3 separate regions of the Homo sapiens genome follow, and regions 1 and 2 are each linked to region 3. The links are chromatin contacts, found by Hi-C or POLR2A ChIA-PET in ENCODE. All regions are on one chromosome and are shown on one strand. Each heading gives the region's core, a stretch centred on a gene start or an enhancer-like site at or near the end of the contact. The rest is flanking DNA. Distances are from core to core; before and after follow the strand shown.

Evidence for each region. Hi-C counts contacts between places; a loop is a spot of excess contacts on that map. ChIA-PET counts read pairs that join two places held with the same protein, here RNA polymerase II (POLR2A). Pooled maps may share reads with other maps.
Region 1: a loop to region 3 is called in a map of PC-9, with 6 times the contacts of the local background. The contact joins the promoter of LNCATV here to the promoter of RBM34 in region 3. A Hi-C loop is called at or near these places in 1 of 168 maps with a recorded cell type or tissue (PC-9) and 6 of 50 pooled maps. POLR2A ChIA-PET finds 5 or more read pairs at or near these places in 4 of 52 experiments (GM12878, HCT116, OCI-LY7 and 1 more).
Region 2: a loop to region 3 is called in a pooled map, with 3 times the contacts of the local background. The contact joins the promoter of LINC03108 here to the promoter of RBM34 in region 3. A Hi-C loop is called at or near these places in 3 of 50 pooled maps. POLR2A ChIA-PET finds 5 or more read pairs at or near these places in 5 of 52 experiments (GM12878, OCI-LY7, PC-9 and 2 more).

Annotation. Positions count from the first base shown.
Region 1 is chr1:234,962,531-234,965,747 of GRCh38, forward strand. It overlaps LNCATV (lncRNA negative regulator of antiviral signaling), which reads right to left and starts at 1,469. Exons shown (of 4, transcript NR_125945.1): 1 at 1,237-1,469. RefSeq lists enhancers at 235-1,434, 748-1,047, 1,068-1,117.
Region 2 is chr1:234,979,286-234,982,654 of GRCh38, forward strand. It overlaps LINC03108 (long intergenic non-protein coding RNA 3108), which reads right to left and starts at 1,491. Exons shown (of 2, transcript NR_186308.1): 1 at 1,371-1,491; 2 at 1-1,058. RefSeq lists an enhancer at 250-753.
Region 3 is chr1:235,159,887-235,163,351 of GRCh38, forward strand. It overlaps RBM34 (RNA binding motif protein 34), which reads right to left and starts at 1,364. Exons shown (of 11, transcript NM_015014.4): 1 at 1,288-1,364; 2 at 1,007-1,181; 3 at 625-761. The coding sequence starts at 1,340. RefSeq lists enhancers at 1-331, 618-1,817, 1,519-1,698.

The DNA of each region.
Region 1 (3,217 bases), core at 219-2,718, 200 kb before region 3:
TGCAAACATACATACCCAAGATGTGTAGCAAACAAAACAGGCACAGTGCTTTCAGGAGAAACTTGGGTGTGGAAGTAAGTTCTACCTTTTTGCTCTATTTTCCTCCTGGAGGGAGAGAGGAAAAGCAGCTGCCTAAATGCTCAGTCAGCCCACAAGCTGTCATGCGTGACTATCTCCAGGGCAGACAGGAGAGCAGGAACCCCTTTCTGAAGCTGAGTTCTGATGCAGAATGTTTTCAGGGCTTAAGACAGCCCCCACACAGCTAGCCAACAGAACTTTCTGGGCTGCGGTCAGTTAGCTATGTCGCACAGGAATGGCATCTGCTTTCACTTATTTCAGAACTCAAGCATAAGTCCTGGGAGTATTTGACCAAAAGAGCCTCCCGCTTGGCGTGCGAGGGTTAGGTTTCCAGAAGATGTAGCACGTACCTGCGCTTTCAACTCCCAGAAGCCAAAGCTATGGAAAGATCTCAGCGTGTTTTTTTTTTAATTTTATTTTAAAATCATACCGTTTTAAAAGTTCTGCTTGTTATAAATCCAGCCTGAAAGCAGATGAATGAAACATAGACCCACACAAAAAAAATCTACAAGAATAGATCTTTTTTTTTTTTAACTTGGGGTTTTTGAGGAGGGATTTTAGAGGAGTGGCGGGGAAGCTACTCAGTCGAGATAAACTCCTTAAAAGCATGGGCAAAATTCCCTTTTCTGTGACCAGTTTTTTTAAAAATGACAAAGTCACACAAGAGAGGAAATGAAAAGGGAAATTTTTAGACTTCTCATCTGTGCTGAAAGCCCCGGGCTGTTTCAGAACCCGGTCAGGGTAACCGTCAGGCCTGCGGTCACCGCGCTGCAATCCCAGGAGGCCTTGCGTCAGCGGCCATTATATCAATAAGGAAGTACAATCACCAAACCACAAGCCGGCTTCTTTTCTAAGCCCACATGTTGCTTTAGAGGGTTTTCAAACAAGAGACTTTCCTGTTTTTGAAACCTGTGAATCCACAGGTCTTACAGGTTACTCAAATTATCTTATCACTTGCAGCATGAATTTCAAAACTGCTTACTCCAGCCTTCCCCTCCCCTGGAGGAACAGACGTCCATTTACAAACCAGAATCCTTATTTACAGTGTCCCGTTGCCAATTGCTGACACAGAAGGGGGAAAAAATACCAGTTATACATTAAGCTTTAAGGTTAAAGTATCTGTGCCAGACGCTGTCCAAACACCATCTATTCACTGACCTGAAGGCAGGATGACCACACCGGAGAAAATTCTACAGAAACAGTTTTGCGGTCACAGCAGTATTCCTTCACAGAGCCAGGCTATGTTTCCTGCAGATGCATACACATGCTTGCAAATGTACTGTAAGAAATCATCACAATTCACAGGAAACATATTTATCCTAAGATGTGTAGCAAATCTGTTGGAAATTTTTAAGCACAGCCAAAAGACATCCCAAACCACCTATGAGGTTGCTTCCCAGGTTGCTGGAAAAATCAACGTAGGATAGCATCGGTAGAGGACGCTACCGCGGCGCAGGTGAAAGATGTAAACAGTGCAATCTAAATCTTCAATGGGATGCAAGTCAGACTTATTTTTCTCTTGAGCAAATAAAAAGATTCAGATTAAAGAGTGCCTTATAGAACTGGTACAGAGTTCTACATAGAACTGATATAGAGTTCATCTAATAAGAGTGTCTTATAGATGAGATAAATCCATAAACAAACGTCTCTCTTTCCTGCTCAGCTCAGCAGCTTGAGAAAGATGTGCCACACCTAACAACTGCATTTGACAGCCATCTCCTGGTTTAACTTCTACCCTGGCCAGCGGCCACTTAGCGTTGCCCCAGCAATGCCTGCAGACTTCATCACGCGCTCCCTCGCTGGAAGCGTCCCTCCTAAGGCAGACCTGAAGTTCACAGAGGGCTTCTGGACAGTAGTTCACATTCTGTTTTCAATGGTGGCCTAATCAGACTGAGAATAAACAACAAGTGAACTTTATCCTGCAGCTACAACCAGTGAACTCTAAGCCCATTTCACAGAATGCACACAGCAATAATGGATCTAGCAGACACTTATCTAATCTCACACTTTCCGTCTTTTTGGGTTATAATCAACACTTAGCTCATCAACACACACACACACACACACACGCACATCTTCCAAAAAAGAACCTGCTCTCAGTTTAAGCACACTGAGATTTTATTTATCTTATTTTATTTGTCTGCATTCCAATAAACCTTCTAACATTGAAATGTTGAGACAGACACTCTAAAGTCAGGATGCTGTGATGTTTATGTTTGAGGGAGGGTTCTTTCAAAGTAGCCAAAATTGTCTCTCTTAGGAAATGTGAAGTGTGAATGAAGCCACACCAAAAAGTCTCAGAAGTAAATCTCTCAAAGATTATGACCAGCCTGTTGTGGAATAACGCAATATATCCTTAGAGGAAAATACAATAAAGTAAGAGAATTCCAGGCTTCCTACACAGGCCCAGTAGGTATTTTTTATCTTAATAACTCGTTGGTAAATGGCCTACTATGTCCATAGGAAAAGCATCCTCTTCTTCAACTGTGTTTTAAAAAGAATAACTTCTTCTTTCCTCCTTTGGAAAAGCCATTGCTCCAAAATTCACATAAAACAAATACAGACTGGTTTTCTGTTCCTTTCACTTTCTGTCCCTATCACTTTAGGCTGTGGTAACCAGGACTTCTAGGCCTAAATATGCTTGCCTGATTTTGCCTGAGTTTGCTGGAGAATTGCTCAACCACCCTCTCACTTTGGCTGTGTAGACCATAGCTCTTGCCCTCCCTCCAGGGGAGAGGCATTAACTAATGAAGAAAACAGTGACTCCCCTCTTCTGCCACCACTGACACTCCATACCCAGGCCTGTGCCACCAGGCCTGCTTCCAGGACTGTGGGCTGCCTGTTCCCTGCTATCCTGAGCCTTCCAGCTCCAGTGCCAACAAGGGCACTAGGTAATGGGTACTTCTGATGAAGGACACTGCATGAGATCTTCCCATCACTTAGAGAAGTGTTCCATTTGGGGTCATTACCAACCCTGTCTACTCAGACCAGCAAAGCATAGAGAAAAATAGGATGGATAGGCAAGTATAAGGCATCACCTTATATCTGTGTCTTAAAAAGCTCTTTATATTACAGAATTTCTTTATTTGGAACAACAAAATACTCTGAAGGGAATCTCATGAATTTTAGTTTGGAACGT
Region 2 (3,369 bases), core at 241-2,740, 180 kb before region 3:
GGTTCTTTTGTTCTTCCTTCACTCACCGCTTAGATCCTCCAAGGCATTCCACTCAGAAAATCACACGGCTGCTGCCCCCACTCCAAAAAAAGGGAGCTGAGAAAAACCCCCATTTTCCTATGGATTTTCAAGCCAAAAAACAATGGGCTCTGTGGACAGATGTCACCCCTCCCCCAGGCCATGCCCCTCACTGCCAGGCAGGGGAAGCAGAGGCGAAGGAGGAGGGCCCACTGCGCCCTAGGACTTGGGAATAGCTCTCAGCACCACGGTGGTGGGCTCCATTGTATGTCTTCCAGGACAGGGGCCCCTTCTTCTGGAAAGTACCCCCTCCCTAGCACAAATCAGAGTCCAGATGTGAGCAGGCATCAGTTCAGCTCTTCCCAAGCCGCAGTGTTTGAGCCAATGATGGTCACCTGGCCCCAGTGAAGGCCGTGAAGGCCCCTCTCTGTCCCTTTCTGGCAGTGAAGTCATGAGGTACAATAAGCAAAAGCTGCCATCGTGCACATTACCTGCCATAGAGAGGAAGCTTAGCAAAGAGATTTAGATCAGTATTCAGAGGAAGTTGAGGCGTGAGAAAAGAGAGAGCACGTGGCAGTGTTGGCTCCCAGTTGCAGGTGTCCAGGGTCACACAAAGCCCCCTTTTAAAAGCCCAGGCTGGTTTGACTTGCATTTCTCTCTCTAGAAGCTCTCAAGTCCTTGTTGAATATGGCAGTGACTGGATGCTGGCCATCCTACCTGAACTAGACCAGCCGAGCCTCTGCTCTGGCCAAGCAAATGGGAGGAGATGGAGGGAGAAAAGAGGAAATGGGAGAGACTGGGCCGGAAGAAGAACCCCTGTCCAAGGTGATGGAGGGCGTCGGAACACAGAACACCTGTAGCAGTTTTGCAGAGGGCTTCCAATTCTTTATCAAGCCTGCACCCGACTCTTAGGTTATACAGTCTTAGGCACAAGCAATTATCTGAATAATTGGAGTGTTTCTTAGAAGAGGTTTTAGGTGTCAGCAGCGATGTCTGTTCAGACGGCACACTAGTGACAGATCCTTGGAAAACTCCATGCTCTAGAAGAAAAAGCCAATCCTGACTTTTCACTTCGGAATGTCTCAGCTCCCCACCTGACCCTCTCCTATCGTATCATTGGCTAAATAGACAAAGGGACCACAAGAAAACTACCTCCTCCTTCAACTGCCTCCTCCATCAGTCTAGCGCCTGCCTAGGTGGAGCCCCTGAGAACTATGCTGCTCCCCCAAATGCAACTCCCACAAAGGAGGGAGCTCTTGAGGCAGGCACAGATCCAGGATTTGCCTCGGCTCTCTATGTCACTAGCCTCTCTCAGCTGAAACCACAGGAAGGCCTCAGGTCAGAAGGCTTACCCAATGTGAAGCAAGGTCATAGGGTCCAGCTGAGCCCCCTCACTCATCCAAAGGGGTCAAGGGAGGGCCAGCGGCTACAAGGGGTCAGAGCCTCAGGTTTGACTCCAAGTTCAAAGAATCTAGCTAAAGCCACACTGTGCCCCCTGGCACCACCCTCAGAAACAGATCCAATCCTGAGTCAGAGAGGAAGCAGACACTCACTGAATCACGCATCCACTTCCTCCTACCCACAGCCGCTCAGCCAAGACCAGCAGCCGCTTCCAAGGGACAAATTAGTGACTGACACTCGGAAAAGTTGATGCTGTAAAGGAGAGCAAGCAGGGCGCCACGCACGCGGTGTGAACCACCAGGACCGAGTTTACTGTGGCTCCCCACCCCCTGCATTTTTCAGAGTAAAACTGCACATTTTGTAACAGCCCCTATCCTGTCCTGCACTGACCTTGGCTGTGTTATTTTTCACTTCCCTGTTCAGAACACAGCCACACTTTCCAAATGCCATGAATCATCACCACCGAGCAACGGCCATTTAGCAAGGCAGGAAACCACTGCGCACCAGGCCTGGAAGGAGTAGCTCCCTGCAGTGGGCCTCTCCCACCCTGGCTGTTCGTCGTGGCAAGAGTCCACCACGGAGGCTGGCAGGGCAGAGTTGCCACCCCATGTTCTCAGTTTCTCCACCATCGTCCCTGGGGGCTTCCAGTTCCCCCTTGCACTAGGTCACAGGCAGCGTTAGCCATCTTCTGACTTTCCCGAAGCCTCTCTTGGTTGCATTGGCTGAAATGAAGCTGTCACCTTCCAATCTCGGAAGGGAGAGAAATTCTTGGTGACATTGGCTGAAGTGAAGCTGTCATCTTCCTATCCCAGAAAGGAAAGAAATGGGGAGACCCATTCGAGACCAAGGGAGGCCAGGCGCCATGGCTCACGCCTGTAATCCCAGCACTTACGGAGGCCGAGGCAGGCAGATCGCTTGAGTCCAGGAGTTCGAGACCAGCCTGGGCAACATGGTGAAACCCCGTCTCTACTAAAAATACAAAAATTACCCAGGCTTGGTGGTACATGCCTTTAGTCCCATTTACTTGTGGGGCCGAAGCAAGAAGATCCCTTGAGCCAGGGAGGTCAGGTAGATTAGATCAGGTGGATCTTGCACAGACATCAACAAGACATGGGACGTGCATTCTGCCTGCAAGTGGCCTTGCAGTTATAGGCAAATGTCATCCTGTCATCCTTTATGACCAGAGCCATGCAGGCTTCTAGATGCCATTCAACCAGTTCCTGAAAGTAGTCACCGGTGAGTCCATAAATCAATCAATCAACAAAATATTATTACCCTCAAATGGTTATCAAACTGTTCTGTGCTAGGCACCTGGCACCATGGCTCTCTGAATAACATATGTCTGCCTTCATGCCAGCCTTAGTTCCTCATGTAGTAATGATATCCTCATATGAAGTCATTATTTTTGCCTCTATTTAACCATAAACAGTACCATTCAAAAGTAAAATGATCTAGGAAAGGCAAATCAATACAACAATAAAACATCAGTTTTAACCTATCAGATTGGCCAAAACTTTAAATATTGTCAATGGCTAGTGTTGGCCAGAGAGTGTGGAAATGGGAACTCTCCTTATTATTGGTAGATGTTTAGTGTTATACATTTTCTGGGAGAAATTTGACCCTGTACATTAAAATTATTCATGAGTACTCTTTGTCTTCTTAATTTTAAAACTAGGAATTTATTCTCAGTTGAGCCACCAGAAAAAAATTGCACAGATAGTCATCACAGTGTGGCAAATAAATCTAAAAAATAAATAAAGCTGAAACAACCTAGAAGTGATTGAGTCAGTGACTTATAGTATGTTTAATCATATGCTATGCAACCATTAAACATAATGTTGGAAATCTACATCCAAAGCCATAGGAAGATATTCACATGGATCATTCTGATAGATAAAAAGTAGGAGCTGATACAACATTTGCAGCCCATTTATGTAAAAATGTTGTTGT
Region 3 (3,465 bases), core at 114-2,613:
CGCAAACCAAATTCTTTTATATACATGCTGAAATATTTATAGATGAAACATAAATTTTCATTTTGCTTCCAAATAATGAGGTGGTAGCTGGGCGAGGTGGCTCACACCTGTAATCTCAACACTTTCGGAGGCCGAGGTGGGCAGATCGCTTGAGGTCAGGAGTTCCAGACCTGCCTGGCCAACATGGTGAAACCCTGTCTCCACTAAAAATACAAAAATTAGCTGGGCATGGTGACGCAGGCCTGTAGTCCCACCTACTCAGGGCCGAGGCAGGAGAATCGCTTGAACCTGGGAAGCGGAGGTTGCAGTGAGCTGAGATCACTGCACTCTACTGCAGCCTGGGCGTGGCATCAAGACTCCATCTCAAAACAAACAAAAACAAATAATGAGGGGGTATATGAGTGGGGTAAAAATACAAAAAGGTTAGCCAAATATTAGTAATTGCTGATGCTGAGTACACGGGGTTTCTTAGCCTTTTCAACTTTTCTATATGTACTGGATTTTCCATAATAAAAGTTTTGAAAGAAAGTAGAAATATGAAATAAAACTGACGAATATTCCAAGTATAGGAATGTTAATTTACCATCTAATTTCTTTAACATCAAATAAGAGAATTTTACCAACCTGTCTGCCAACTTTTTTTCTGCGTTAGTGTGTTTCTTCTTCGCTTTCACTTTTTTGGCAGGTTCTTGCGAAAGTGGTCTTTCAATCTGGGATGTACTTTCTTCCTCCTCATTCCGTTTCGTTTTTTTGATGGTTTGCTTTTTAAAAGTTTGAAGTTATATTTGAGACCCCATACTTCTAGAATTCTGACCCTAAGCCATAATTCAGTCTTTCTAAATGAGAATCTCTTCTCTCTCACTGGTATGTAAGAGTCATGAAAGGTTACTTAAAATGAATCCTGTCTGCCCCCTTTAGAAATCACGCTTCACGCGGTAGGTAAGAAGATTGCTTTGTATGTAAGTGGTTCTAACGAGCTATTCGGGAAGAAAGCCCAGTGACTTACTTTAGGCACAGGCACGTACACGGGTTGAATCTGGGGCTCCAGAGAACTGAAGAGGGACGCCAGCCGACCGGTGCCACCTCTGGAATGGTGTTCGCCGCGAAATAAGCTACTGGCGACCTGTCCAAGCCTGTAGTCTTCCGGCGGACTCCCGCGAACGCCGTCGTCAGGATTCTCTCTAGAAATGGACGACAGAAACTCAGCCACGCCACGCACCACCGCTTCGCCAGCACGAGGGAACGTACAACATCCCTCCCCAGGTACTCGTGCCGCGCGCCACTCACCCCTCCTGGACACTTCTCTTTCTCTTCCGTTTGCTCATCCCTTCCAAGGCCATTCTTACTCCAAAGACTCCCAGACTGCAGCTGCGCGCCAGCTCGCACTTCCGGGTTCCGGGCACTTCCGCTCTCTGGCCACGCCCCCTCCCCTCCGGCAGTCGGCCGCCGGGCGGCGGCGAAGGGAGGCGCTGGGTGAGGGAGCAGGTTTGTCGCCGTCGGTTGGTGGTCCTCGCCGTTTCAGAAAAGCCTCATTTTGGGAGTGAAGGACGTCTTCTGGGAGTGGTTGAAGCCTGCAGTGTGAAGAATCAGCCAGGCTAGGAGCGGGGTGTCCACCCAAGCCGAGAGAGAAACACGTAGAATACTGACTTGTTGAAAAGGAGGGAGGGAGGTTTGGCAAGAAATGCGGTTAGGGGTGAACGCAGTGGGGTGTTTACAATTTGCTAATCGCTGTGAAGAGTACAAAGGAATTCTTTGTACTCTTCTTGCAACTTGTCTGAAACATGACATTATTCCAAAATAAAAACCACAACTCTAACGAGTCACGTCAACATACAATTCGAAAGATTGTAATGCGGACCTGCTATTCTACCTGGAAAAGTAGATACTTGGCATTCAAAACGCTTCAAGGTGTTCTCAGCCCGTCTTCCCAGACTCATCTCCCTCCAGCCCCTGACATTCTAGCCTGCTTTCTCCACTGCCTCTACAGTTGTTATTCCTGTCCCCTCTGTTGTAATTGCCCTCCTCTTTCCCCTTCTGCAAAATAATGTCCATCCTTCAAGGCCTACCTCAGATACTGTCTAACTTAGTATTTCTTTGCAGCCAGGTGCGGTGGCTCGCCTGTAATCCTAACACATTTGGAGGCCGAAGTGGGAGGATTGCGTGAGGACTAGGAGTTTGAACCAGCCTGGTCGATCTAGCGAGACTTATTCTCTACAGAAAAGAAATTAGACGGGCACCTTCGCGCTCGGCGCCTGTAGTCCCAGCACTTTGAGAGGCTCGGGCAAGAGGATCCCTTGAGCCCTGGAAGGTCGAGGCTGCAGTAAGCTGTGATCGCATCACTACACTCCAGCCTAAGCGGCAGACCCTGGCTCAAAAAAAAAAAAAAAAAAATTCTTTGCTATTTACAATAGGGATATTTTCCCAAGCCCCCATGGTACTTACTATAATCATTTTTGGTCTGCTTTAGTGTTAGTTACAGTCTCTTTAGATGTAAAGGCAAGACAGTAAGGATTATGTTTTATTCATCATGTATGCTGTGTCTCTATTAGCTGTACATAGTGAATATTTGTTAAATTGACTCTCAGGGTAATAAAAGATTACTAGTTAAATCATCCAATAGTTTGAGTGGCAAAATAGGATTTGACTTTGTTCTTATTTTCTTTCAGACAAGGTGTTGCTCTGTCACCCAGACTGGAGTGTAGTGGTGAGATCACGGCGCACTGCAGCCTTGACTTCCTGGGCTCAAGCCATCCTCCCACCACGGAGTAGCTGGAACTGCAAGCAGCAGCACCATGCCCAGCTAATTTTTTTTTTTTTTTTGGAGACAGAGTCTCGCTCTGTCGCCCAGGCTGGACTGCAGTGGCGCGATCTCAGCTCACTGCAACCTCCGCCTCCCGGGTTCAAGTGAGTCTCCTGCCTCAGCCTCCCAAGTAGCTGGGATTACAGGTGCATGCCACCATGCCCAGCTAATTTTTGTATTTTTTTAGTAGAGACCGGGTTTCACCATGTTAGCCAGGCTGGTCTCGAACCCCTGACCTTGTGATCCGCCCACCTCAGCCTCCCAAAGTGCTGGGAGTACAGGTGTGAGCCACCGCGCCTGGCCTTTTTTTTTTTTTTTTTTTTTAAATAGAGATTGGGGTTTCACTGTGTTTCCCAGGCCGGTCTTGAACTCCTGAGCTTGAGCAGTCCTCCTGCCTTGGCCTCCCAAAGGGTTGGAATTACAGGCGTGAGCCACTGCATCCAGCCAGGATTTGACTTTGAGTCTTTTGGGGACAGCCTAAGCTTTTTGAAAGCTACTCAACCAAGTTGACTGGGAATATATGTGACTTTTACTTCCCCCTTCAGAGAAATTTATGAAAAAAATCCACAATATTCAACTGCTCGGCCCTGGGTTTTGATTACTGGGCCCCTTATTTTGGTTTCCCATAATCTTGATCTTCTGGTATTTCACAAAGATGAAGAAAG